Regions from separate parts of the Homo sapiens genome. Here regions 1, 2, 4 and 5 are each linked to region 3. The links are chromatin loops, found by intact Hi-C in ENCODE. Cell type or tissue: IMR-90. All regions are shown on one strand. Each heading gives the region's core, and the rest is flanking DNA. Links, peaks and the distances in the headings are about the cores only.

Region 1 (5,740 bases), core at 412-5,411, 76 kb after region 3:
CTAAAAGTGGGTTCTTTGGAGGCACGTGTTTGGCCTCAAGGAAAGTTCTCATTGAGCAGAGTTAAAAAGCCCCTTTTGGATCCTCAGGGGATGTGGGGACAACTGAACTCAAAGCCAGAGAAGGCAAGAAGGAAACACCTGCCTCAAGGGGCTGTGGACAGGCACTGGGCTGAACACGCCAGGCCATCCCACATCTGCCATCCTAGGATACCCCCAAAAGGGGATGCTAGGATCCCAACCCCTGAGATGAGGAATCAGTGGCTCGGAAAGGTTCGCTGCTGGCAGGAACCCTGTAGGGATGAGCAGAGGAGCCACACTGGAACAGTCGAGGGGATGTGTTTCTGTCACTCACCATCTTCCTGCAGGGAGACTAGACCCTGAACTTCTGAGCTGGAAATGCCACTGTCGAGGGAACTCTGAGCCAACCAAAAGTCTATGATCATGCGCCTGTGACCTTCTCCAAAGAGGGACTGATGCAGAGAAGTGAACCCCCGAAATCCTGCTAAGTGTCTGAGCTTCCACCCTTTCCTCTGGGGTAGCTGTCAACCCCGCTGGCACATTGCACTGGGGTGCCGGCCTCGCCACTCTTGATGGGTTGTTGATGGACCCTCCCAGGTGTTCTCAGCAACACCCCACCCACAACCCCAGGAAAGGGAAGTTCCAAGGGAAATCCAATGCCTTAAATGAAGAATTCCCAGGGCCACTCGGAGAAAAGGCTCCCAGGATATTGTTGGTGGGGAGGGAAAGGGTGACAGTAGAGGTCTTTCTGGGTAATAAAAGAGATCTGCTGGCCGGGCACGGTGGCTCACGCCTGTAATCCCAACACTTTAGGAGGCCGAGGCAGGCGGATCACGAGGTCAGGAGATCGAGACCATCCTGGCTAACACAGTGAAATTCCGTCTCTACTAAAAAATATAAAAATTAGCTGGGCATGGTGGTGGGCGCCTGTAGTCCCAGCTACTCGGGAGGCTGAGGCAGGAGAATGGCATGAGCCCGGGAGGCAGAGCTTGCAGTGAGCTGCGATCGTGCCACCACACTCCAACCTGGGCAAAAGAGCAAGACTCCATCTCAAAAAAAAAAAGAGATCTGCCAAGATCAGTAAGAATTTGCCCCAGGCTCCAGTGCCCTGCCCAGCTGGCCCCTTACAGCCCCTTCCTGACTCTTCCTAGCCTCTCCTCCAGCCTCCTCATCTCAGTCAAGGAGACACTAGACGATGGGGTCAAGGCGCTTTCTGCCATCTGCTGGCTGCGGCAATAAGGATGCAGCTCATGTGACCCGAGACTCATCAGGGCAGCAGCCCATGCAGGTGGCAGCAAGGGAAGCTGAAGTGCGGTGGGCAGGGTGCCAACGGACCATCCAGACGACATGGAGCAGCTACGGAGCAGGGCCCTGGGGAGCGGGGCAGGGAGGCATATCCACCAAACACTCCCACATCAAGAGCCCCAGGTGGGCTTTCATCAGGTCCCCACTAACCCTAGAGCCTTGCCCTTAGCAATCAATGACACCAGCGGAGAGGCGCGGGTGTCACGCCTCCAACCTGGGACCCCGCTTGAGCAGGGACGGAATTCATGAGTTTTGTGCTCCTGTACAAAACGATGATGACATTTAAAAATAAAACCCGTACACAGCAGATTCCTGAAAAATAATAATAATAACCTTAATTTTAGCAAGTGGAAAATAGTTTCAGAAAACTGTTTTGCTCTTGGATCTCGTTGGGAACATGAAAACCTTCTCAGATTCAGCCAGCTGCTGGTTTTTCCACTTCCCTTTGGGTGGACGCTGAGCCATCCAGCTGTGGCGCCCTTGCCAACTGGGACGAGAGCCTGCAGAGCGGTGCAAATTTAGGCCATCCAGTGGAAAGCTCACCAAGCGCCTCGGCCACTGGGCACAGCCTGACCTTGAGCAGCGATTATGTTTCCAGCTAAGCCTGCAGCCTCTCCTGCAGTAAAAGGAGACTGACAAGACCTAAGGCCTCCACCTGGCAGAGCATCATTCTCCCTCCCATCGGGTGAGGTCCAGGATGGCTTGAGCACTCTGGCTTTATGTAAAGGTGCTACAAACGTTAAGGTGCCCCATCCTTTATACAACTGCATGTCATGTGGGTTCATGGTAGTGATTATGATTAAGATTAGTCTGTGGTCATTACACACCCAGAAGATCTCTGGTCATCTGGGGTGATCGAGTTATTCAGCAATCTTCCACCCCGCCCTCTAACAACTGCAGTGAAGATGGGATGATACCTTCGTTAAATATCCCATAGGCCCCAAGGTAAACCTGAGAACTAATAAATACATGTAAATACATCTAATAAAATAAAATTTGAGATTAAAAGGAATCTCGCTTGCATATTCATGAACCACGTGGAAACTCAAATGAGCTCTTCTAAGCTCCTTATTCATGGTGAGTCAGAGATTTAACACATGCTGGGAAGATTGCTTAGCAAATATAAGCCTGGCAATGGCACATGCATCCATGAATTCATCGGACAAGTATTTATTAACTGTCCCTTTGCATTACTATTTATGTTGCATATTCATCCCTCTTTGCAAACCCAGGGCCTCATATAAATGGCAGGCACTCACCTGTTGACGATGCTGGTGTTCTGAGGCCCTAGAAAGCACAACCCCTGGCCTCAGGTTGCTTATATCTGCTCAAGGAGGTAAGAGTCACTTCCTCTATGAAGCTTTCCTGACCCCTCAGGACCCTGTTAGGTGACCCTAGTATCCATTTCTCAAGACTCTCCCTGTTAGCACCTACCTCCCATCACACACTCACACACACATACACACACGCATGCATACACTCACACACATACGCACACAATCACACATACACATACTCACACGCACATGCACCTGTTCCATTGTCTCTATCCTCTCCTGCACTAAGTTTAGGGTAGGGAGACACTGAATCTGCTTTGCTCACCCTAGCCTGACATACACATGTAGGAAACATTCAGTACATCACTGGATGAATGAAGCAAGAAATGAATGGTTGGATGGGTGGGTGGGTGGGTGGGTGGGTGGATCAACAGGTAAGTAAAGGCAAGGCAAAGGCCTAAGTTGTGGCCCAAGGAAAGATGTATGAGGGGGTGGCCCGCAAGGGCGAGAGGAACAAGAGCGTTGGTCATCAAGGGAAGAAGATCAAGAAAAAAAGGTTTGAGATCTTAAGGACAGTGAAGACTTGGCATTGGGTGAGTTGGTATTTTCTGGTCATTTCTGTGCCACACAGGGTGCCGGGCACCTCATGAGCATCACCCCGGATCCTCACAGCTGCACCTGAGGCAGATATACCCACGTAGAAGAGGAAGCTAGGCTTAGCAGGATAAGCTGGCACCACTGCAGAGCTGGCACGCGGCGAAGCCAGGATTGGAGACCAAGTGGGCCTGACCCAAGCTCTCTCCATGAAGACCAATGGGCATCCTCTGGCCCAGGGACCATTGCCATCAGGTGGGACCGTTGCCATCAGGAAAGAAGAGAGCGTGCTCCAGGAGGCAGCTCTGGGCAGTGCAGAGGGATGAAACAATCAATATGGTGGCTGGGCCCCTTGGAACAAAGAGAAAGGGCTGGGGCTGTCTAGGGAGGACTCAGGACTCATGACCCACTCCTGCCCACAGAAACATAACTCACTCTCCGCCTGAGCACAGCCACTATGTCATGGGGTGATGTAGAGCCAGGGAGGGAGGCAAGGACACGTTCCTAAATAATATCCTATTTTGTAGTCAACAGTCAGGCAAGAGGAAGGGAGAAAGAGGAGGGCAGGAAGACAGCGAGATGCAGAAAGGATTGAATGTTCCATGAGGATCAAATCTCAGCCTCCCCGCAGGTGCATTGAGACAGAAGACGCAGGTCCTCACAGCCAGAGGTGCTCATGGAACCAGCCCGGGCGATGTCTCATCACCCAGACGAGCACAGAAAAAGACAGGCTTGCAGGGTCCCACGGCCTGTCTGACACAATGCTCATGGGGTTTTCTCAAAAGCATCATCTATTTAGCTGATGGCCCCAAAGTGTTTCATTTAGCTGGAAATCGTGCTTGGTCCATTTCCCAGATCTCAGTGACATTATGAGAAGCCAGCAAAATGTGTCTGGCAGCAGAGCAGTTCAGCAACCCATCACCTCGAGTCACAGTCCTGTCGCCCCTGTTTGGAAAGCAGACAGTTCAGACGACTTCTAGAAGGCAGAGTCACTGCTGCCTCCCAGGCAACCGAGGACTACAGGAAGCCTGTGTGTGTGTGTGTGTGTGTATGTGTGTGTGTGTGTGTGTGTATGCACCAGCTTGTGCACATGCCCTCTGAAGGAAGGCAGGGGTCACCCATGGCACAAGGCAGTCACCATCCTCCCTGACCATGGGATAAAACTTTGCCATTCCTTTATCTTATTTAATCTTCCCACTAGGCAGGAATCATTATCCCCAAACTATTTCTGAGAAAGCCAAAGCTTAGCCGGTTCATGTGGCCCCAGCCCCACAGCCAGCAAGAAGCAGGGCTGAGACTGTAATTCAGCACTGTCTGAATCCAAAGGCCAGGCTCACACTGAGACCCCAGCGTTCCCCACCCCATTCCACGGGCCTGGAGAGGTGTTTCACGACGCATTCACTGGTCTGCCTGGTACCATATAAAGAAGAATCAAGTCCCATCACCAAAGAAATTTGCAGAATTCTCAGTGAACACAATGGAACAGGTCTGATTCTGGAGGGACTTCCTGGAGGCCTTCAAAGGCTAATGCACACTATGGAAACCCAAAAGCCGGAGCAATGGCTCTGCTCGTGAAAGCCCCCGAAGGCAAGACTCTGGGTGTGTTACCAACTCTCCGAGTCTCACACAGTCTCTGGCACAAGGTAGGAGAGTGCAATACCCATCAAGTGCTTGAGTGAATGAATGATGAATGAATGAACAAGTAACTAAATGCTGTGAATGAGAGTTCTGTCTAAAGATTAAAAAAAAAAAAAAGAATAAGGCTCTGGGGAAAAGGCCCCAGCATCTCTGCTGTCATGGAGTATTCCTGCTGCCTAAGGTCCTCTCATAGAACCCGGCCCTTCCTGCACTGCCTCCAGCGTTCCAGGGGATGGGTTCTGAGAAAGCCGGGCCATTCATCTGTGCTGGTGCCGTGCCGGCCTTCGGTGCTTGCTGCCCTGGCTCTCCCACCTGGTGGGCTCTAGGAGGAATTCCCCGTGAGGGCACAGCAGAAGCTGACTGACAACCAGGTGGGAGGGAGACCTCCTGGGCCCAGCTGGAGGGCCCTAGGGAGCGGGAGGCAGGAGACAGGACCTCAGTGACCCTGGAGATCGCTCCCCATATGTCCTCATCCTCTCCACCACTTCTTCTCCATGTCCAGGCACTCGTGGGAAGTTAAAACCCAAAGTTGGGCCCGTGGTGCCAGGTCAGGGGACAGCAGGTGCCACCTGGGTGCCCGAGCACAATTCCTTTCTCCCTGTCCGACTCAGCCTAAGATTGGCTCTCATTTTGAAAATGCAGCTCAGATGTTGGCTGTGTCCCATTGGAGAAGCTATCTGAGGCCTTAACCCTCCTCTGGAGAGATCCAAAGCCACAGAGCCGAGGTGGTCCCTTTTTCTGGAACCCACAGAGAACAAGAGAAGACAGGGTGGCACTGTGGGAACACCAGGTGACAAGACTCAGCAGTGGTCTCGGAGGAGACAGAAGCTGTCTTCAGGGATCTGAACGCTCCCGGGAATGGGGTATCCACCCAGAGAAAAAATAGGCCAGGCCAGGATCCCTGAGCC
Region 2 (5,740 bases), core at 233-5,232, 180 kb before region 3:
TGTTAACGGCAGAATCTGGGTGGCAGCTGTACGGGTGTGTGTACAATTCTCTCAACTTTTCTGTATATCATAAACATTTCATCATAAAATGCTGGGGAGGGAGGAACAGAAGGGCTTGCCAGAGAGTGAGGGAACAGTAGATGGAGTGTCAAGAGGGCTTTGATGTGGAGTTGAAAGTTGAAAGGAGACCTGAATCTTAGTGTGAACCATGGAAGGTCCAGGGCAGCCTCCAGTCAGAGGGAGGAGCATGTGCAAAGGCCCTGAGGCACGAAAGGACCTGACTCTTTGAGGAGAGAAAGAAGCCAGTATGGCTGGAGAGTGAGCAGGGAGAGGAAGACCAAGGTCAAGGGTACAGGTCTTCAGAGGTCACGGTAAGGTTTTGGACATTAAGTGCCGTGGAGACTTCTTGAACTGCCTGAAGCATAAGGGTGATGTGATCTGATTTGGGATTTAAGTGGCTGCCCCCACCGCTTTGTGGAGAGTGCAGCACAGGCTAAGAAGGAGGGACTCCAGCTCTGGGTAGGAGGGAGCCGTGGCTTAGGGTTGGGAAGCAGAAGAGAGGGAGAGAAGGAGGTGGGTTCAGGACATATTTCTGAGCAGGAAAGAGGCAGTGAGGGAAAGAGGGGCATAATGGAGGGTTGGCTTGAGCCTCTGCATGACGGCGAGCCATCGATGCTCTAAGGCAGGAGGAAGAGCAGTTCAGGGAGGAAATCATCATGAGTCCTGCTCTAGCCGTGAGAAGTTGGAGATGCAGATTCTGCATTAAGAGAGGATGTTGAGTCGGGTAAAAATCTGGTGCAGAGCAGTGAGGCAGGACATAGATATGAACGTGGGAGTCACTAGCATACAGTTGGCACTGGGGCCGTGGGGCTGGATGAGATGATCCCAGGAGAAAGTGTAGACAGAGAAGAGAAGGCCTCAGCAGCTCAGGGATAGTCCAGCATCGGGGGGTTGAGCAAGAGGGATTGCCAAGAACAGAAAGGAGGGAGATAGCCGGGAAGTCTCGGCAGCAGGGAGCGTTCATAAGGAGGGAATGGCCGCCTGAAGAGGTGCTGCTGGGAGGCCAGGAAACATGACGATGGCACAGTGACCTTCTGGTATAGCAAGGCAGAGGTCATTAGTGACCTCTCCAAGAGCCTCATCGGGGCCTGGAGGAGAAGGAAAGCTGGAAGGAGCAGGGGGAGAAGAGGAGGAGAGGGGAACTAGGGGCGAGGATATCTCTCTCTGTCTCTCTCTCTCACACACACACACACACACACTCTCATATACGCACATGCAGGCACTCACACACATGCACAAACACACACATGCACATATACATGCACTCATACACACACACACTTACAAATGCACTCATACACACACGCACTCATACACAGATGCACTCACACACATACACACATGCACACACACGGACACATGCACTCACACACACGTACACACATGCACTCACACACATGCACACACATGCACTGAGACACAAGCACACACACATGCACCCACACGGACACAGGCGCTCACACACACATACTCACACACACACACACGCTCTCACACACAGGCACACACACGGACACATGCACTCACACAAACACACTCATACGGACTCACACATGGACATACACATGCACTCAGAGTCATACACAAGCATTCACACACATGCACATACATTCACATATATACACACTTGTGTACTCACACACTGACATACACTCATACACACATATACACATTCACACACATGCACACACACATATATCTTCTAGGGGTGCAGAACACTGAGCTGAAGGGAAGCTGAACCCACAGGAGCACTTGGCTATGTGGGTTCGGTGGCTGCCAGCCAGTGGGGCTGCTCTGGCAGAAGCAGATAAGGGACTAGGTAGAGAGGCAGAATTGCAGGAACAGCAAAGAAAGACATGAGGCAGGATGGCTCTGCATGCTGGGAGGTGGCCTAGGTTCCAGAGGCTTCAGGCTTGGGATGCTGCTGAGCTGAGCTAGGCTGAGCTGGGCTGGGCAGGAGGCTCGCCAGCACCAGCGCATCTCACATGACAGCCCAATGAGGCCTGGGGAAGACACACCCTGGGCTCATGGCTGCCTTCTCCCAGCAGCCAGGTGGAGTGAGAGGACAGCTCTGTTAATATTCCCCATCACCTACAGGGACCCTGGCATGTCTGGAAAAAGAGCATAAAATCCCCCAGGACGTCCTGCCCATTTTGGGGTGGTGATGGGGATGGCAAGAAGCCTCCTTCAGGTACCACCCCCACCCCAGATCCTTACTCCAGCATGAAGGCAGGAGAACTGAGAGGGGAGGCTTGTGGCGCAGTGACGCCTGTGTACAGCTGTGTGCACCTGTGGGTACCTGGGCGCACCTGTCTTCACCTGTCTAGGCAAAACCATTTGCCAGGAGTCCGAAGCAGGTGGTGTGTCTCCCGTGGGAATATACAACCTGCATCCCGAGAGCCACTGAAATATTAATGGTGCTAAAAGCAGTGATGACACCATGTCATGGGACTTCCTTGTTGAGCTAGAGTCTCTGACACGCCCACACAGACCAACATCACCAGCTGGGTGCAGCTGGAGGCCCAGCAAGCTGCTGACGTCCACACGCAGAGTGGGTCACCCACCGCCCACGTCTTCCACTGCATTCTGTCCCACTACGTCTGGATTTCACTCTTTGCCCTTTGAATCACGTCAGAGGCAAAAGAGAAAGTGTTTCCTTGAGGCAAAGTTTTGTCTTTTGCTTTGGAAACTACAGTCTCCCCTTTGCTCCAAAGGAGATTAGAATATTAAGGACACAATGTCAGCTGAAGATTACATGAAAAGGATAATTAAACAAAAGCCCCATATTATAAGCCATCTAGAAGGGAAATTAAGCAGCTTCTGCATTCTCCACATCTTTGAAGGATGTTCTTAGAGGGGGCAGGAATTGTTTGGCTTGATAAAGATAGTAACCAAACTGTATTGCCCATTGTTCTGGCTGTATATGAAAAGCGATTGTTTAGCCAAGCTGACAGCACACGCTGTGGAGGCATAAACCCCTCTGCCGACGGAAGGATTAAGAGACTGACAAGTTCTGGATAATAAGACTAATTAATAATTTCCATCTCTAAGGAACTGCGGCTCCGGAAGCTTCATCCTTCCTCTCTCCCAGTCAAGCCTGGGCAGCCCAGTCCCTAAGGGCTGAGGGACAGAGGAGCGTCGGCAGGCCAGGCCAGGAGAGGTCCTGGTGGCAGTCACAGGGGATGGTGTGGAGCAGAGAGGCTCGGGGAGGGTGGCACACAGGAGACAAGTGCCAGAAGGCAGAGCTTCCATCTCACTCAGCCAGACACCAGATTCCCGCCTGAGGCTGCGGAACAAGTGAGTTTTGTTCCTAATCACAGTTGCATCTCACAAGCCTAGCATTTTGCCATTTGCAAACTGGGTTGGATAGGACCTTCTCAGGGGACCCCCTTCCCCGACCACTGCTATTCCACCCGTCCAATCCCCTAGAGTAAAAGCTGCTGGAAAGGGTCCTGGTGGGGTGAAAACAGCCACCACTTCCCAGGGGGCTGCCGAGTCCAAAAGACCTCTGTGTGTCTTAGCTCAATTCATCTTCCCATTCAGCTCAGGAGGGAGGTATTTTATTTTATTTTACCAAAAAGGAAATAAGGTTCAAAGAAGTTGATTCAGTTGGCCAGAGTCACTTGGCTCATAAGGGTGGTGATGAATTCAAAACCTTTGGCTCTGGTGGTCCCACATAGGTGGCCAGGAGGAAGACTTTCCTGATGCCCCGAGGTCTCCCCTGTACTCAGTACCCACTCGTCCACACGGCGGGAGCAGAGGGTGCCCCTCCCCAGAGGGCTCTGGCCACATAGCAGACGTTGGCCGCCGCAGTCTGCAAGGTGAAGGGTGAGCAATGGGGCCTGCAAGGGGACCCTCTGAGAAAGCCGACTGGATGTCCTCCTGTCGCCCAGTCCCCAGAGGCGGGGAGGGGTGAAGGAAGGAATCGGGAAGAGGGAATCTTCTAGAAAATGCCCAGTGACTTTTCTCAGAGAGGATAATGGCCGTTTTGGGAGCTCTGCCATATTTTCTGGAGGCTTTAGGTGGGTACAGCAGTGGCCTTGGCATCGTAAACTGCAATCAGGCAAAGATGTCTGAGCGGGAAATACTGTCCGCTCTGCCGTGCAGCCTTGGCAAGGGTCCTGAAATCTTAATGGAATTGAGCAATTTTTTGCACAGCACCGTAAATTCCCAGTGTCTACCTTATCTCCTCGTCACGTTATTCAAGGGACATTAAATGGAGAAAGATGTGGAAGCTGCCAGCTAGAATGAAGCCAGACCCAGGAGGCAGCTTAGGAACCCTCTGGCTGACACAACCTTTCATCCTCAACTCTCTTTTCCAAAACCCGCCCCTCCCCAGCTGCAGGAGGGCTTTGCCGTTTACTAGTCCAGATGAAGCTTTCGAGGCGGCTTCTAAGACCAGGGCTGGGTTTCTATCCCTGGCCCGCAGCTTCTGGACTGAGTGAGTTTCTCAGTGTCACCATGGTCACTCCTGCCAGGGTTTCCTCCTACCTGGGGCACCGCTGGAGCCCTGGCCTCCCTCACACCCCCTTGCCCTTCTCCTAATTATCTAATGGCGCAAGCGTCTGCTGGGGTCTTGTCTTTCCTGCAAGGTCTGTGAAGCGAGCCAGTGTCTGGGTCTTCAGCCAGCCTTCCCTCTGCATGGCGGGGGCTGCGGAGGCCTGACCTGAAGCACAGACCCAGCCTCCTTTCCACATGGTGACAGTGACTAAATGCTGGCCTCACAGGCAGGCTGAGTGCTTGCCCGCAGCCTTCGATGACTGTTGTTATTGCTACTGGTGACAGGATGAGGATGAGGATGGCCACTGCTGTCACTGTCAGCTGTGGGGAGCTTGCATGGCCATGTTGAAGCTGCATGCACTGGTCTGGTGAGGCTCTTCCTGTCCTGCTCTCTTCTGAGCCCAGCAGAGAGTCAGGAGGATTCCAGGCCCTTCCCCATGCTCCCCTCCAGATCACCTGGCTGGCACCGGTGCTGGGACACCTGTCCTGAGGGCCTCTTCCCAGACAGCCCTGTGCCGGGTGAGGTGTGTGGAACTGGCTCATGGGAACTGGGACCCCTCAAGTGGCCTTGTTAGTCTCACTGAGCACTTAGCACTGTGACCCATGCTTGCCCCATGTCAGAGGGCATGGAAACACCCCCTCCCCATTTCTTCCATCCTTCAACTTTGGGCTCACCTCCTCCAGGAAGCCTCCCCTGACCGCCCCGCCCATTCTGTGTCTCCTTCTCTGGATCCACCGTCTTGACCAGCTTTAGGGACCACCAACTAGGCTAGGGTCAGAAATGGCTTTGACACCACAGGGTCCTCCATCTGCTGTCCATGCAAGGATCCAAGGGCCCAAATGTCAGGGCCTGGCCACTCCTGTCTCTGCTGCCAAGTTCCAGCTACCCCTTGGAGTACAGCGGGCTGGCTCAGTGTCCCCTGCCGAGGTCCAAGTGCTCTGGAGTGTGCCCATGGTCAGCTCAGCTGTGGCGGCCAAAGGTGTGGAAGAAAGGTCCCATCAGACCCCAGCCTCACAGGGACGCCAAGGGCCAGGGCAGGGGAAACTTGGGGTTTATGTCAGGGTCGGTCAACCTTTCTCTTGCCCTTCTTGGCATCAGGACTGGTCCCTGTGAGGCCAGCACATCCAGGCTCTGGAAGCTGCTCTTCCTTCTCATCTCTGCTCACTGCACATGTGTGCA
Region 3 (5,740 bases), core at 324-5,323:
GAGTCCTAAAATAGCTGCCTTTCAAAGACCAGCGTCCTGATCGAGTTTTTATTCATCCATGGCTGCAGATGAGCCAGAACGAGTCCTGGAAGTTTACCCCCGAAGCCACAGCTCTGGTCTCACAACTCATCAATTCCGTGTGCTGGATGACAGGGGGCCAGGCCCAGGGGCCCGAGAAAGCCTGCAGCCCGTTCCAGAGCCCAGAGCAGCTTGGCTCAGGGTGGGCTGGACAGGTGGAGGCCTCTGTGCTGCAGGAAGTGAGAGCACTTGCTGGGTAGCAGGAGGCCAGGCTGCCCTCGAGAAGTGGGCTAGAGAGAAAAGCATCTCTGCAGCAGGCATCCCAGGAGCACCCCGGACCTGGGCGCCCCCAGCACTCATCATGTCTGTCCCAGTCTTCAAAGATGATGAATGGGCCTTGGCTTTTTCTGTCCTATCCATGCTGTGGGGAAGAGGTGAGCAGACTCCCCCGAGATCTGGTTACATCCAACATGAACACACTGCCTGGCTCCACACAAGTCATCTGAGGGGCTGGCTGAGCCCAAGGCACCAGCACTACAGGCTCACAGGGATCCTCCCCGGGCCCCACGGGCAAAGCCCCTCAGTCATCAACAAGGGCTGGGAAACTATAAGACTCCTTTGTACGCTCCACCACAAAGTCAAGGAAGTTGATCAACAGAGCCATCTATTTTCACTTGGTACAACAATTAGAGCAGATCTGTATTTTTCCAAACTATCACCCTGAAAAAGTCAAACCACATTACAAATCAAAAAAGAATAATTAAAATCTACACCTCTCGCAATACCGCAGGTGAAGGCAATTACAAGGCACTTCTAATGAGCAATTTACGTAATTTAAAAAGTCAGACCCATAATATGCAAAGAATGCTTCAGATGAATTACTGCCGGGTGACTAGGTGCACTTTGATCCTTGTGTCTGGCCCCTGCTGGCTGTGGCTCCTCTGTCACCCTCACGTCATATTTCTGGGCTCCTGGGTAATAGCCATGGAAGATTTTCTGCATAAGCTCAGACTGTGACTCATATTTAGAAAGTGCATTTAATACCGACTTGCATAAAGGATGGTGGGTAATTGCTGCTAGAATCCAATGTGTGTGTTGTATCTCATCTATGATATGCAATTTAGAAGCTATATTCTAGTAAGAGAACTTTATGACTTGCTGTCATGATAAATAAAAGTTTATGGCATAATGGAATTAATATTTACTTTGAGTGCAACACAGACTATGGAAATAAAGTTGCTCTGGAATCACTTTAAACCAGGAGAGTTTGCAAATGTCACCAACGGACAACACGACACTTCCTCTCATTGCCTGCCAATCATTCACCATCTTTCAGGGTTCTGCTTTAATCAATATCTATACAATTTTTTTTTTTTTGAGACAGAGTTTTGCTCTTTGTTGTCCAGGCTGGAGTGCAGTGGCACCATCTTGGCTCACTGCAACCTCTGCCTCCCGGGTTCAAGTGATTCTCCTACCTCAGCCTCCCGAATAGCTGGGGTTACAGATGCCTACCACCAGGCCTGACTAATTTTTGTATTTTTAGTAGAGACGGGGTTTCACCATGTTGGCCAGGCTGGTCTCGAACTCCTGACCTCAGGTGATCCGCCTGCCTTGGCCTCCCAAAGTATGGGGATTACAGGCGTGAGCCACTGCGCCTGGCCTCTATACAATTTTCTAAACAATTCATGGAGTTAAAAACATTGATGCTGGATGTGATGCAGTAAATGTGGAAGTGATCTGCTGCACCAGGAATGAGCCTGGAAGGGAGGACCAGAGTGGGGACCAGGGTGATTCTGTGCCAGGGTCTAGGGGAGACCCTTGGAGGAAGGAAAATCATGTTTTCTGAGTGAGTCCCTCTAATGCAGCTGTTTTCAGAAGGGCATTTGTGACTCATCGGACATTCAATCTGGTGCTTTATTGCGAAGGGAATTTTTTTTTAAGAATGCTATCTCAAATTCAAATTATACAGAAGCTGCTTGATTCTAAAATAAACAGACAGCAAGCAATTTTCTGACTTTATTCTAAATGATAATTACTTAAGGTACAGGGAGCAGTTGTTCTGGATCTTAAAGGAATCAGACCACAGTCAGGGTTGCTAGGAAGTCAATGACACTTAAGCTTTCGGGGCACCTCTGGTTGCACGGGCCCCTTCTAAGACTCTAGGTCTCATTTTGTGTTCCTTATTTTGTATTGCTTATTCTTACACAAGGTCCTATAAAACTGAGATCTGCCCTGATCAGAAGTCAACTTACATTTCAAAGCAAAATGACACAAACCAAAGAGAGGGGCTAGAAATCCTGTCTCAGTGAGGGGTTGGAACACCTCCTTGTACCCTCTCACCCACAGTCCCTGCTTGTACAGGGCACTGATTGGGCGTGTGTCTCTGTGTGGGGTTGGGGCATTGCTGCCTGAATGTGGCCAGGGAGGAGATGGAAGTGGAGGCTTAATCGGAAGGTTCCAGGAGCCTGAGACACAAGGGCCAGCGTCTGACTCCGGGGAGCCGCTGGCTCATTGCGAGGTTGGAAGCTCTCCGAGTCTGAGTCATGCAGCAGCAGGAGGCAAATTGCCCAGACTATAAACAAGTGGGAGAATTCCAGAGAAAGCCTGGATTACTGGGGTGGTCTGTACCTCCCACCCCCTGCTTAGTTCATATTGAGTCACATACAGCATTACATTAAGGGGGAGAAACTGCTGACAGCACTGGCTTCAGAGTCAAAGGCGAAGCTCTTGCTCAGAGGCTCAGATGATTTCAACAACATTTTTAGATGTACAAAGTATGTTTCATATAAAGAAATCAAGTCATTGTTTCATATACGATTTTATTATGAAGAAGTAATATCTGCTTAATAAAGAATCCATGAAAACGAAGGAAGCACTAGGCAGGGAATCAGGTCTCCCCACCTCCAGCACATATTTTAAAACAGAATTTTCAGAGACTTTGAATTTTCAGGAAGCAGACCTAGAGAGGGGAAGGTACTTGCTTAAGGTCACACAGCAAGTCAGTGGAGAGGCAAGATGCAAACTCAGGACATCTGACTTCATCATCTTGGCCCCTTAGTCAAAGCAAATAGCCTCCTTAGCTCATTGCTACAAAAGGAAACAGTTGAGTCCAAAACCCTTGGGTCTGGTCGGCAAGGGAAGAGAGAGGAAGGAAGGGTGAAATGTTGGCTGCTCGGGACTGTTCTGTCTTAAACATTTTGGTGATTCTCTTCTGAGCCCATTAGGGACTGACTCACCCACGTGTCTGAAATGGTCCCTGAGTGCGTTCCTGGGGCCCTGGATAAGGAACTGGGAGAGCTTCAGAACCTAACACAATGCCTGGCATTTGCTTAATAAAAGTTTGCTGGATAAACAATTTGGTAAATATATATTACAAAATGTATTGATAAATACCTAATTCCCCCAGAGAGAAGTGGTAAAATTCTAATATACAAGAGACCTTGGTAACCTGGGGCCCTTTAGAAACAAAAATCTAGAATTTCCCCTGTAGCAAATGACCGGAATTCCGCCCCTGTAGATGGTGGAAATGTACTTGTGTAGACAGTCCCAGAAGAGAGGGCTGCATGTGGCAGGTCAGGCAGTATTAAGGGTCCCGTTTCTATTCATGGCTCATGGCCAAGAAAAAGATACTCACTGGCCCTCAGAGTAGAAATACATTCCTGGGGACCCCAGGGGATCCACAGGAACTTGTCAGTGACTTTCATAGAGAGGAAAAGACCTGCGGGGTGGGGGGTGGATCATGCATCTCTGGAGAAGGCTAAAATGACAATGCAGCCCCTACTGTTATACCCAGGGATTCCTGATTTGTTTCTCTGATGCTAATCCTACACCCCGCACAGGAAGGCCACCCTCGTACTCAGCCCTGTAGCTTGCCATCCAAAGGCTTCCCATTGAGTCTTCCTTGAGAATCCTTCCCTGGGAGTCCTCTACAGACAGATACCAGCCTAAAAAGGCAACTGAAAAGAATTTACATGGTCTTTGTTCATTTCAGATTATAAATTGTTTGACTCAATTTTATTTCAACTGAAAGGACTACAAACATATATAGAACTGCCGCTGACAAGGGTGATGAGCTGGTATAGGGAATGGGAAGGAATGGTAAACATTAAACCAAATAGATATTGATTCCTGCCACAATGAAGTGACTAGGATTGGATTTGCCCTCCTGCTGTAAACAATCATGAAACTAGACAAAAATATCTGAGGCTACTCTTTGTAGGGATTGTACAACAGGCAGTTCAGGACTGTGGTTCTGCCAGAAAAAAAACACACAAGATAAGCCCCATGTTTGCCCAGCCTTTTGGCCCATTATGCAGGACGATGGGGCACAGCAGCCTAGATTATAGGAGAAGGCAAAAATCAAGAGTTTGGGGCTGCTAAAGCAGCTAGAACTTACAGGTCTGGGCTCTGGAGAGAAGAATCTTGTGCAGAAAGTAGGCCCTAGAAGTCTGCCTGGAGGTACCCTGTGAGTACTTGGTTGAGGGCAGAACTGCCCACATGCAGGGCAAAACTCCATAGCTGTTATAAGACTGAAAGCTAAGCAGAGATACTAGAAGTCATGCAGAGCTGGCAGAGCTTTGAATTCTGGCCAAGCCAGACGAGAGAACCCTTGCTGAGTACCTTGGGCATTTGTTCCCCAAAAGGCCAGGCCTTAGGAACAAGGACTATACCCTACAGGAAAGGCCAAAGCCTAGGAATAAGGGCAAAATAAAAATGGACCAACTCTAATAAAGATTCAAACCAAGCCTGACCAGACCAAGAGGATCTGCCAGTAATTAACTGACCTGCCAGAACAAAATTCAACACCTTTTATAGAAAACAACATAACCCACACTCCCCTACCACATATCTTCTAAAATATCTAGAATAGAGATATACCATGTTCATGGATTAAAATTGGACTACAGATTTAACAAACTCAAAGAGCTTTTTACTCTTTTTGGGCAGGGAGAAATTATTTTTGCAAAATTAGGACATTTCTGAAAATACAGTTTTGTAGCTTTCTTTTTCCATTTGGTCCTCCATCCCCTCTCACCAAGCATTTGGCACAGCTAACCATTTCCTCCTTCTTGGAAGCCCCTCTTCACCTGGCTTCCAGGTCACCATGCTTTCCTGGTTTTCTTGCCCCCTGTGTCTCCATTTCCTTTGCTGGCTCTCCCTTTTTGTCCAGGCAGCTAAATGTTTTAGGTGTCAGGGGTCTAAGTCTTTAGTCATTTTCTCTCCTTTATACTCTTTCTCTCGGTGGTCATCCGTGATTAATGACTACAAAAGTCTGTATCTCTGGTCTGACTGCTCCCCTGAGCTCCAGACATATGTATTCAATGGGCCACTTGACATCTACATCTGAACATCACCCTTGACGTGGCCAAAACAGAACTCTTTATTCTCCCCCTAGACCTGCTCCACTACCATCATCTTCTATCTTGAGGAATAGCACCGTCATTCACTCAGTTTCTTAGGCACCCAACTTTGGGATCATTGTTAACATCTTTCTTTCACCTTATTCCCACACCCAAATTATCAAGAAGTTCTAGCAACAATCTCTTCAAAATGTATTCCCAGTCAACCCACTTCTTCCCATCCCCACTACTGCTGAAGTTCCTGAGTCATCATCTTCTCTTGTCAAGAAGACTGCAGCAGACAGTGTGTGCAACTAAAAGGCAGAGCAATGGTCCACTGTGGTAGTTAGGAGCACAAGTACTGGAGCCAAACAGGTTGGGAT
Region 4 (5,740 bases), core at 327-5,326, 350 kb before region 3:
AAGGTGCTCAGTGACATACAAAGTGGCACTTTAGAGCCATCCTGAGGCTCTCGGAATCTTCTCCTGATGTGCGAAGCGGCATTGTTACCAGGCTGGGAATTCTTTGCACCGTGGGTGAAGTGTGAGTGCGCTAGGAGTGCCGGCCGCCTGGCAGCGTCAGAGCCTCAGGGTTATCTGCCCCTCCAGGCCACTTGGAAAGAGGGGTGGGGGACCAAGTGGGATTCTGGATGCTTCCATCTTGCTCCTGGTAAGACTGCTCTAGGGCCTCCTGGACTCAGGTGCCTCCTGGTGTGTGGGGAGGTAGCGCCGCAGGAAGCCAGGCTCGGTCCACAGAGCAGCCGCCTCTGAGCTCCCAACTACCTGGCCTGGAGCCTTCCATTTTTAAAGAGAGGCTGAAAATCTGGAGATTTGAATGTTGGCAATGAATTCTAACTTTGACAGAACCACTCCCTGGCACCTAGCAGGGCTCAGCATCAGCTCTGCATAGCAGTCAGGGCCCAGGACGTCGGTGGGGTCCTGTATCCCCAACACCAGCACAGGGGCGCACTCCACAAAAGGGGGATCTCCTGTCACGGAAGCAGCTATGCGGCCTTGAAGCGGCCCTGGGCAGCAAGACGCCAGGAGAGACAGGAAATCAAAAGCAGTATTTCTCTTCCAGTCCTCCTTGGGGGCCGGATCGGCTCCATAAAACTAGCTGGAGTGAGAAACCAACATTTGCAAAACAAACCTGGATCCTGGAGCAAAGTAGGAAGGAAGCCCCACACTCAAGTCAGCCTCTCCGTGCCCACCCTCTGCTGTCCTCCATGCCAGGTTGGAAGGGGGCTGCAGGCATTCTGGCAGGAGCCAGGAAGAGGGCTGGGACCCACCTGGAGATTCCAGGAACCTGCCCTGCCTGCTCCTCATGGCAGCAGCTCCTTCCCAAAGGGAAGGGTAAAAGGCAGAGGAAATCCTCTCCAGGAACCCCCAGCGCTATCGCTGCCTCCCCCATGACTCCCAGGCCCCGCAGATGCAGGCAGGGAGCCGGGCCTCTGCTCTCAGGGACCGAGCTGCTGTCTGGGCTGCCGTGGGGACACAGATGTGCTTCCTCTTATGCAACTCCAGGGTTTCTCACAAGTGCAAGTCAACAAGTGTCTGGCAAGGCTCCACCATGTGCCGGCACCAACACCTCAGCTGCAAAACAAGGAAACTTCTAGAGTCGTATTTCTTAACCCAGAGTCTACGGAAAGTCCTCACACAGTCCTGGAACATCCAGAAATGGTACACCCAGTACTTAGTGCATGCTGGGGACTGGCTTCCTCTGGGAGTGTGGCTACACTAAGCTCCGTGTGGCCTCCAACGCCTGCCCTCCTCGCACCTGGATGTGAGAAAGGAGGCCTGTGGCCCAAAGAGGTGCTGGTCCTGCTCTTGGCTGGCCTCTCGCCAGAGGCTGCTATAGGCCGGGGTTCCTTAAAAAGTATGGTCCTGGGGACCCCAGCACAAGAACCTAGCTTCATAAAAAACTCAGTGTCTGGAGCCCACTCCAGACCCAGGGAGTCAGAATGTCTGGGGAAGGGCCTGCCTTTCAGCCCCTCCCAGGTGGTTCTGAGGGGGAACCATTGTCTCTGCTCAGGCTTTCTGGGACCTTGGTGGATTCCAGGGTAAGACTGCAGCCGGCTCGGCTCCCTCTGAGCCCCAGAACTGGGTGGCCTGGGGGGCCCGAGCTCACTCCTGACATTCAGCCATTTGCTCCTATCCCAGAAGTCTCTGCTCAGAGGTAGTGACCCTGGAACACGCCTCTAAGTGAACACTGCTGGCCAGAAAGAGTCCCTCTAACAACACCCCCTCTCTCTCCCACCCGGGGCTGATCCCCCCACTCCTTACTGTGCCCACACCTGTAGCTCCATGGGGGAAAAGTTTTTGCAGCTCTCTTCCCTTCTCTCTCTCTTTTTTTTTTTTTTGAGGTGGAGTCTCACTCTGTTGCCCAGGCTGGAGCACAATGGCACGATCTTGGCTCACTGCAACCTCCACCTACTGGGTTCAAGTGATTCTCCTGCCTCAGCCTACCAAGTAGTTGTGATTACAGGCACCTGCCACCATGCCCAGATAATTTTTGTATTTTTAGTAGAAACAGGTTTCACCACATGGTCAGGCTGGTCTCAAACTCCTGACCTCAGGTGATCTACCTGCCTCAGCCTCCCGAAGTGCTGGGATTAAAGGTGTCAGCCACCATGTCCAGCCCTCTTCTCTTCTCTCTCTTCTTTTCTTTAGACAAGGTCTTGCTCTGTCACCCAGGCTGGAGTGCAGTGGCGCCATCTCAGCTCACTGCAGCCCTGAACTCCCTAGGTTCAAGTGATCCTTCCACCTCAGCCTCCCAAGTAGCTGGGGCTACTGGTGTGCACCACCACATCTGGCTAATTTTTCTATTTTTTGTAGAGACAGGGTCTCGCCATGTTGCCCAGGCTGATCTTGAACTCCTGGGCTCAAGTAACCCTCCTGCCTCGGCCACCCAGAGTGCTGGGATTACAGGCGTAAGCCACTACGTCCGGACTTTTAGGCTGGCTGCTGTCCTTCCTCGATGGGCTCTGGCTGAGCCTTAGGGATACCTGTTCCTAGTCAGGCTCGGAGCTCCCAGCCCGCCGTCCCCAGCCAGCCAGGTGATACTGGATCAGGATCGACTGAGCTGGAGAGGAAAAAAGGTGGGCACAGGCACCTCTCCCTAGGGTCTCCTGCTGCTAGTTCCAGCCCCACCCCAAGCCCCACCACTCCAGAATTACAGAGCAGGTCCCCAAACAGCCTCCTAGCACATCTCAGACACCAGGTCCAGAGGCGCGGGTGGGACAGGCCCCCGCCTGCAAGCTCCAGGTGGCCTGGACCGGGGAGTCAGGCTTCCCTGGGGCTCCCATCTCCGAGCGGGGCCGCTGCCACTGGCCACCAGGTGGCGCTGGTCGACCAGGAACGGCTCCGCGAGCCCCAGGAAGGAAGGCTTTGTTGATTTTCCTTCTTGATATTCTATAATCACCAGGATTACAATCTAAGCAAAAAACAAAACAAATAAACACAGCCCCCCCCCCTTCTGGATCTTTGGTCTTTGTCTGAAAAATTATGAGAAAACAAAAGGCGCACTGAACATACAACCCCAGGCTTGGGTACTGGCAACAGCGAGGGCCTCCGGAACAGAGGGAGGGAGGCTGGGGGTCTGGGGATCCTGGGCTCTGCGACCTCTCCCAGCCTGAGCTGGGTCCCTGGAGAGCAGGTGCTGGCTAAGCAGCCGCTCTGAGCAGATTTCTCTGCCACTGCAGCCACTGCTCAGCAATGAGGGGCCCGTTTGCAGCCACCCCATCCGAGGCCCGGTACTGGAAACGGTGTGGTGTCTCGGCAGCACTGCCTTACAGATGCTGAAGGCTGGCAGGACTGACACCCTGGCCCCTGGAAAACCAACAGGCTGCAGGTGAGGACCAGTGTGTTAGGGGAGATGGACTGTGGGGGCCATGACAGCACAAGCAAGCCCACACTTGCCAGGGCCTCCACCCAACTCAACAGGGCCTCCATTCACACTCACTAGGGCCTCCATTCCAACTCACTGTGGCCTCCACCCCACTCACCATGGCCTCCACCCTCACAGTCACCATGGCCTCTACCCAACTCACCATGACTTTCACCCTCACAGTCACCATGGCCTCCACCCTCAGTCACCAGGGCCTCTACCTCACCAGGGCCTCTGCTCACACTCACCAGGACCTCCTCCCAACCCACCAGAGCCTCCACCCAACTCACCAGGGCCTCCACCCAACTCACCACAGCCTCCACCTTCACAGTTACCATGGCCTCCAACCACTCACCAGGGCCCTCACCCTCACAGTCACCATGGCCTCCACCCTCAGTCACCAGGGCCTCCATCCGCCTCAACAGGGCCTCCAGTCACACTCACCAGGGCCTCCACCCAACTCACCAGGGCCTCCAACCACACTCACTATGGCCTCCATCCAACTTACCAGGGCCTCCACCCAACTCACCGTGGCCTCCACCCAACTCACCAGGGCCTCCACCCAACTCACCGTGGCCTCCAACCACACTCACTATGGCCTCCATCCAACTCACCAGGGCAGGGCCTCCACCCAACTCACCATAGCCTCCACCTTCACAATCACCATGGCCTCCACCCTCACAGTCACCATGGCCTCCACCTGCAGTCACCAGGGCCTCCATCCACCTCAACGGGGCCTCCGCTCACACTTACCAGGGCCTCCACCCAACTCACCATGGCCTCCACCCAATTCACCAGGGCCCCCACCAAACTCACCAGGGCCTTCACCTGCACTCACTATGGCCTCCACCCCACATTCAGGATGGCCTCCACCTCCACTTTCAACATGGCCTTTGTGGCCTCACATTTACTATGGCCTCCACCACCTGCCATGGAGGTGAGGTTGCTTTTGGAGGAAGTGTGGGGGTGGAGGTGCTGAATCCCCACACACTCGTGCCTGTGGATACGTCGTGTGCCCGTGCAGAAGCATGGAGGTGCACAGAGCACTTGTGTGGTGTGGGCGTAGGCCCTGGGGCTCTGCTGATTCCACAGCCAGCCCTCCTGCCGCCCGCCCAGTGCTGCAGAGGACACCTGCCCCAGAGGCCTGAGTACTCTGGCCTGATGCCAGCGGAGCTCTGGGGCTGGCAGGCAGGGTGGAGCTAAACCCCGAGGCGGCTGGGGGAGCTGCCTGCTGATTTCCGGGCCTTCGAAGCCTGCAGGAAGGCCTAGGACTTGCTCATGGCTGCAGGGCCATCTGGCCAGCCAGGGCACTCCAAGAGGAGCCTCCAGGTGGGAGAGCTGGGACAAGATCACCACACGGGAAGGGCTGTGAACACAGCTTAGAAGTCATGCCCTCGCCACTCACTCCGGATGGAACAACCTCACCAACAGCTTGCTGGGAAATGCCTGGCGTGCCATCCCCTCCTGGGCTGCCAGGAAATGGGCAGGGAAGAAAGCCACGGGTGCTCAGAGGGAGAGGATCTTCTCCGAGGAAACGGTTCCATCTGGCTTTCTGTAGGTTCCAGTGGAGCCAAGGGTGCAAGGTTTGGGGCATGGCAGTTTAGAACCACTGTGGCTCTGAGCAGCCCAAGATCACTGAGCAAGTTTCCTGCCAGCTTGGCAGGACAGAAGCACAGAGCCTGCCTGGCAGAGCAGTCGACTCCACTCAAAGTCATCTCTCAGTGGCTAATCTGGGAGGAGAGGACTCCCCCTTCAGCTCCTCACTCACACTATGGGGGTTTACTGGGTGCAAATCTGGTGCTCTCTCAGACCAGCTGCATTGGAACAGACCCTGGAATTTCCAGGATGAGACATACTAAGCTTTAGATCACTTGCGTACTGTAAACTCCAGGCCTCAGACGGCGCCTCAGACAGTCATTGCCAGGCCTTGGACTGAGATGGGCAATTCTGTGCACTATAAGCCAGAAAGCTGAAGCCCACAGGGGCACCCCAGGCTAAGCACAGCTCTACTCAGCCCTGAATGATTCACATGCAGAACCTCTTTCCCCAAAGTACGTTAGGATGGAACTACAAAGCAAAAAACGACACTTCCCAGACTCTCTTGCAACTAGGAGTAACCATATGACAAAATTCTGTCCAACGACACCAGAGATGAAATGATGTATGCAAGTTGTGGGCTTAAAGGGAAGGAACTCACCCTCCACCTTATTTTCTCCTCTTTCCACTGGTTGGAATGCAGTTGCAATGGCAGGAGCTGGAGTAGCCATTTTGGACCAT
Region 5 (5,740 bases), core at 544-5,543, 100 kb before region 3:
CACAAAAGGTGGTCTCTGCCCAAAGGGGCTCACCTTCTCGTGGACACTTGGGGGTGACCAACACCAGAGGACATCAGAAGCCCATTTCAAATGCATATAGAATTGTACGGAATAGGGTGTTGGGTGTTGGAGGAGGCTTTTGGAGAGGCTCAGTGGCCAGAGTGAGGTCTGAGTAGAAAAAGCAAGTACAAAGGCATCTTCCGGGAGTTGGCGCCAACCCCAGAAAGAGGTTCAGAAACGGGTCCAGAGCGTGGCGAGCTCGTTGGCCAATGGGCCATGGAGGGACAAGAGTGTGGGTGGTGTCGGGAGTGGGGATCTCTGAGTCAAAAACTGTGACATCGGATGGGGCAGTGTCCTCCCTTGTAAAATGCAGATAAAACCACCCACCCATATATTTGTGAGAATAAAATGAGATCACAGATATCTGCTGCCCAGCCCAGCACCAAGCCACAAAAGGTGTTCAGTAAACAGCATCCCTCCCCGCTGCTCTCCAGGAGCACTCTAGGCAGGTAGGATCCCGCAGGGGTCAGGGGCCCGGACTCTGCCACTGAGAAGCCAGAGACCTTGGGGAAGCTCCTTTGCCTCCCTGCACCCATTTCCTCACTTGTAAAATGACTAGTCCTGGTACGTCCCTTGGGGGGTTGCGGTGAGGATTCACTGAGGACCTCTGGAAGCCTCAGCACAGAAGCCAGCACCTGTTATCACTCAACAACTTCTTCCCATGCCAGATCAACCAGGTTCTAGATGGTCCCAGGTGCAGTGCTGACCCTGCAGCCATAGGGCTGGTGGTGGTCCTCGGCTTCAGAGGGAACACCACAGACTACTCACCTTTGCCGGTAGCACCACCAAAGCACCATGCTGCTCCCCATCCCCACACTCAGGTTGTCCCTGTGCCTCTTCCCCTTCACCCCTTCACTAACACCTGACCAGCTCCTACTCATTCTTGAAAGCCTAGTGTTACATCTTCCAGGAGGTACTTTCCGCTCTCTGATCTCGCTACATACACTTAAAGAGATCTCTCTCACTGGGATTCCCCACAGAGTGTTATTTATATGTTTGTATCTGCCTCCCTCACTAGGCCATGAGCTGCTTGGGGATTAATATCATTTTCTTTCTTTTTTTTGAGATGGAGTTTCATTCTTGTTGCCCAGGCTGGAGTGCAGTGGTACGATCCTGGTTCAACCTCCGCCTCCTGGGTTCAAGCGATTCTCCTGTCTCAGCCTCTCGAGTAGCTGGGATTACAGGCACCCGTCATCACGCCTGGCTAATTTTTTGTATTTTTAGTAGAGACGGGGTTTTGCCATGTTGGGCAGGCTGGTCTCGAACTCCTGACCTCAGCTGATCCCCCCACCTAGGCCTCCCAAGGTGCTGGGATTATAGGCGTGAGCCACCGCGCCTGGGTGATTAATATCATTTTCTATTCATCTTAGTGTCCCAAAGAGCTAGCACAGTGCCTGGCACATAAGGCAGAATCATTTGTTCATTTATTCAAACAATATTCTCTAATCCCTTACTCTGTACCAGGTACCATTTTGTGAATGAATGGATGCGAGTCCCGCGTGCCCCATTCCTGCTGTGGAAAAGGCTTTGAGAACACTTCTTACTCTCAGCAGGGACACTGTCTGAGAAAGAGACAGACAGACCAAAAGAGGGTTAATGTGATGTATTTTAGACTTGACTTTGCTTTCAGTTTCAAAAGTTAGGTCCTGTGCAGCCCCCAAGTCTCCACCAGCTTCTGCTCACCACTCTTCTTGCCAAAGCCCCTGCTCACTTTACTCATGTTCACTGTCAAACCCAGACAGAAGGCCCTCCCAAGACAACTGCAAACCACAAAGAAAGGAGGGGAAGGAAAAGCTGCAGACCCTGAGCATAGCGTGGCTTTACTTACTTATTTGTTAAGCCCCCATCACGACTGCAGCATATAATGGGCCCTATGACAGGCCACAGAAAAGATGCCCTCCTCACGTTCATATTTTTGGGCGATGGGACAGATATCTAACCCCAAGCTGGGGGACAGTGCTGCCTATCATGGCCTCAGGGAGATTGACAGGTGCTGGGTAATGTCATGCAGCAGAAGAAGGTGAGGAGGGAAGGCTCAAGCTGGATCTCTCAGATGGTTAAAATAGAAAGGTGAGGGGAGAAAGAGGTACTTTTGGGTTGGGAGAGTAGGCAAAACAAGGGAGGACCAGGGGTCTTCTGAGGCTGTGTGAGAGGGTGGAGGAAAGCCGCTGGAGACCTACAGAGTGTGAGCAGCTGTCTCCTGACTCATCCCACCTTTATCTCTTTTTCCCAACATGTAATTGACAATAACACCTGGATTAGGAAAAAACCCACAAAACTACCAGGTCTCAATTACGTCAAACTATTCATGTCAGAGTGCTGACACCCTTGCTGCCTTAGTCACTCATCTTTAACATTCCTGGGAGCAATAAGAGAGCAAGTGGTTTAATCCTTGCTTTAGGGAGAGGAAAACTACTGCAAGAGAGGCTGGTGACTCACTCCTTTAAGGTGACTCAGAGTCAGGCATGGGGATCATAACATAGTAACCTAGTTCCCAGGGCTGCTCCTGCTGCTAAGGAAACAGCCTAGAGGGTGGGGAGTGGGAAGCATAGAGCTGGATGTGGAGCCATAAAGACCTAAGCTCAGGTCAATATACAACAACCAAAAATAAACTGCATTTTTATATAACAGCAATGTAAAATTGGAAATGAGGAAAAAACAGTATCATTTATGATAGCAACAAAAAAGTTAATAATGAATCAAACTAAATATGTTTAAGATCTGGATGCTGAAAACTAGAGAGCACTAATGAAAGAAATCAAAGGAGACCTAAATAAATGGAGAAACATACCATGTTGATGTGAAGACCCAATAGTTACGTTAATTCTCCCCAAACTGATCTATAGATTCAATGCAGTTCCGATTAAATTCCCAGAAGGATTTTTTTTTTTAGAAGTGAACAAACTAATTCTAAATTTTATATGAAAATGCAAAGGAAGCAGAATTTCCAAAGCAATTTTTGAAAAAGAATGAAGTTGGAAGACATTCTACGTGATTTCAAGACTTACCATAATAATACAGTAATCAAGGTAGTATAGAATTGGCAAAGGGGTAGTTATCAATGAACTAGTCTAGAAACAGAATCACACATATATGACCAATTGATTTTCAACAAAAGTGCAAAGGCAATTCAATGGAAAAAGGACAGTCATTTCAATAAATGGTACTGAAAATTTGTATACCCATACATTAAAAAGAAAAACACTTCTTAATCTATACCTTGCACCGTATACAAATGTTAATGCAAAGCAGATCATAGACATAATATAAAATTATAAAACTAGAAAAAGGATAGAAAATGTTTGTGATCTTGAATGAGGCAAAGATTGCTTAGATATGACACCAAAAACACAATTCATAAATGAACAAATTGATCCATTTTACTTCATCAAAATTAAGAACACCTATTCTTTGAAAGACACAACATTAAGGGAATAAAATGAGAATAAGATGATAAGCTATAGACTCAAAGACAATATTTGCAAATCACATAATGATAAATGACTTGTATCTAGAATATATAAAGAACTCTTGAAATACTCCCTCAGCATGCAAACTAGTCTGGTGCCCCACTTCCACAGGAGCAGCACCCAAGTGGGGTGGATCAGCCACACAAACTCTAGCAGCCTAGGCCACTGAGGTACTCACAGGCATCACTGATATTGATACAGCAAAAGAAACTTCATAGAGATTACTACTGTGCCTACCTGGAACCAAAGCCAATGCACCCTACCCAACGTATACTCTAGGACATATCTGAAGATGAAAGTCTTTCCCTATGAAAGCCACCCTATAAAATTGGGAGAGGTGACCATTCCACCAGATGTACAGCTATCTATGCAGGAACACAACAAACATGAAAAAAAAACAACAAAGAAATATGACACCATCAGAGAAACAATACCTCTCCACTAACTGACCCCAAAGAAATAGAAATTTACAAATTGCCTGGAAAAAGCTCAATATAATTATCTTAAGGGAACTCAGTGAGGTAAAAGAGAACATGGGTAAAGAATTCAATGAAATCAGGAAAACAAATCATGATCTGAATGAGAAATTCAACAAAGAGATAGATGTATATAAAAAAAGAACCAAACAAAGTCTTACAGCTGAAGAATTCAATGAATAAAATTAAAAATGTAATTGAGAACATCAGCAGCAGACTAGATCAAGTAGAAATAAGAATTTCTAAACTTAAAGACATGTCTTTTGAAATAACCCACAGTACAAAAGAGAAAACAGAATCAAAAAGAGTAAACAAAGCTTATAGGACTTGTGGGACACAATTAAGCTGACAAATATCTTCATTATGAGGTTTTCAGAGGACTAACAGTTGGTAAAAGGCACAGAAATCTTATTTAACAAAATAATAGTTGAAAATTGTCCAAGTCTTGATAGAGATATGGACATCTAGATCCATGAAGCTCAAAAGACCTCAAACAGGTTCAACCCAAAGAGGTCCTCTCCAAGGAACATTATAATTAAACTGTCAAAAGTCAGAGACAGAGAGAATTTTAAAAGGTGCAAGATAAAAGCATGAAGTCATTATAAGAAAATCCCCATTAAACTATCAGCAGATTTCTCAGCACAAACCTTGCAGACCAGGAGAGAATGGGATAATATATTCAAAGTGCTGGAAGAAAAAAAACCTGCCAGCCTAGAATATTATGCCCAACAAAACTATCTTTCAGAAATGAAGGAGAAATAGTCTGTCCCAGACAAGCAAAGCTGAGGGTATTCATCACCACTAGACCAACCTCACAAGAAATACTTAAGGGAGTACTTCAACCAGAAGTAAAGGAACAATAATTACTATTGTGAAACATATGAAAGCATAATCTCACGGGTGCAGATAAATTTGTTATCAAATTCAGAATACTATATTACTGTAATGATGATACATACTTTTTCAAACCTCTAGTATGAAGGTGCCTTAGTCCATTTTTGTGTTGCTATAAAGGAATACCTGAGGCTGGGTAGCTTATAAAGAAAAGAGGTTTATTTAGCTCATGGTTCTACAGGCTGTATTAGAAGCATGGCATCACCATCTGCTTCTGGTGAGGGCTACAGGCTGCTTCCACTCATGGCAGGAAGGAAAATGGAAGCAGGAATGTGCAAAGATCACTTGGTGATAAATAAATGCAAGAGAGAGAGCAAAGGTGCCAGGCTATTTTAAACAATGAGCTCTTGGGGGAACTCTCACAGAAACTAACAGAGCAAGAACGCATTCATTACCATGAGAACAGAACCAAACCTTTCATGAAGGATCCACCCCCATGATACAAACACCTCCCATTAGGTCCTACTTCCAACATTGGGGATCAAATTTCAGCATGAGGTTTGAGGGACAAACATATCCAAACTACAGCAGAAGGTTAAAAGTCAAAATGATCAACAATAACTATGCTAAAATAAGTTGCTAAGGAACACAAAATATAAAAAGATATAAATTAAGCAACAAAATTAAAAATGGGGGAGTGGTTAGGGTAAAAGTCTGGAATATTTAAATGTAGCCAAAGATAAGTTATTATCAACTTAAAATAGTATACTATAACTCTAAGATTGTTAATGTAAACCCCGTAGTAACTACAAAGGAAAAAACTATAGCAGATACACAAATGAAAAAGAGAAAGGAATCAAAGCTTACTATTATAGAAAATCACCAAACCTCAAAGGTAAA

What was found. A loop is a pair of places that touch in the nucleus more often than their neighbours do. Peaks named below come from ENCODE experiments on the same cell type or tissue, not always from the same donor. Only the 100,000 strongest peaks of a DNase experiment are listed, where the experiment ranks them.
Region 1: a loop joins it to region 3, with 2.6 times the contacts of the local background. A loop is called at or near these places in 2 of 110 quality-filtered maps.
Region 2: a loop joins it to region 3, with 2.4 times the contacts of the local background. A loop is called at or near these places in 4 of 110 quality-filtered maps.
Region 4: it touches region 3 in a loop (4-fold over the local background); 5 of 110 quality-filtered maps call a loop at or near these places.
Region 5: a loop joins it to region 3, with 2.7 times the contacts of the local background. A loop is called at or near these places in 4 of 110 quality-filtered maps.

What each region holds. Positions count from the first base shown.
Region 1 is chr1:7,220,433-7,226,172 of GRCh38, reverse strand. All of the region lies in intron 4 of CAMTA1 (calmodulin binding transcription activator 1), which reads right to left. Among named protein-coding and RNA genes, the nearest start is that of CAMTA1-IT1, 140 kb to the left of the region's middle. RefSeq lists enhancers at 844-1,344, 1,345-1,845. In IMR-90, for the core only: no CTCF peak of the experiment used is centred there; a DNase peak (open chromatin) is centred at 2,422; H3K27ac peaks cover 502 bases.
Region 2 is chr1:7,475,916-7,481,655 of GRCh38, reverse strand. All of the region lies in intron 6 of CAMTA1 (calmodulin binding transcription activator 1), which reads right to left. Among named protein-coding and RNA genes, the nearest start is that of CAMTA1-AS1, 37 kb to the right of the region's middle. In IMR-90, for the core only: no CTCF peak of the experiment used is centred there; a DNase peak (open chromatin) is centred at 2,595; H3K27ac peaks cover 1,862 bases.
Region 3 is chr1:7,296,334-7,302,073 of GRCh38, reverse strand. The region is part of intron 5 of CAMTA1 (calmodulin binding transcription activator 1); the gene reads right to left. Among named protein-coding and RNA genes, the nearest start is that of CAMTA1-IT1, 65 kb to the left of the region's middle. In IMR-90, for the core only: no CTCF peak of the experiment used is centred there; DNase peaks (open chromatin) are centred at 993, 1,903, 2,603 and 3,063; H3K4me3 peaks cover 172 bases; H3K27ac peaks cover 3,248 bases.
Region 4 is chr1:7,644,589-7,650,328 of GRCh38, reverse strand. All of the region lies in intron 7 of CAMTA1 (calmodulin binding transcription activator 1), which reads right to left. Among named protein-coding and RNA genes, the nearest start is that of VAMP3, 120 kb to the left of the region's middle. In IMR-90, for the core only: a CTCF peak has its summit at 2,907 (motif pointing right); a DNase peak (open chromatin) is centred at 5,298; H3K27me3 peaks cover 445 bases.
Region 5 is chr1:7,398,733-7,404,472 of GRCh38, reverse strand. All of the region lies in intron 5 of CAMTA1 (calmodulin binding transcription activator 1), which reads right to left. Among named protein-coding and RNA genes, the nearest start is that of CAMTA1-AS2, 12 kb to the right of the region's middle. RefSeq lists enhancers at 721-1,221, 1,843-3,042. In IMR-90, for the core only: no CTCF peak of the experiment used is centred there; DNase peaks (open chromatin) are centred at 992 and 2,432; H3K27ac peaks cover 576 bases.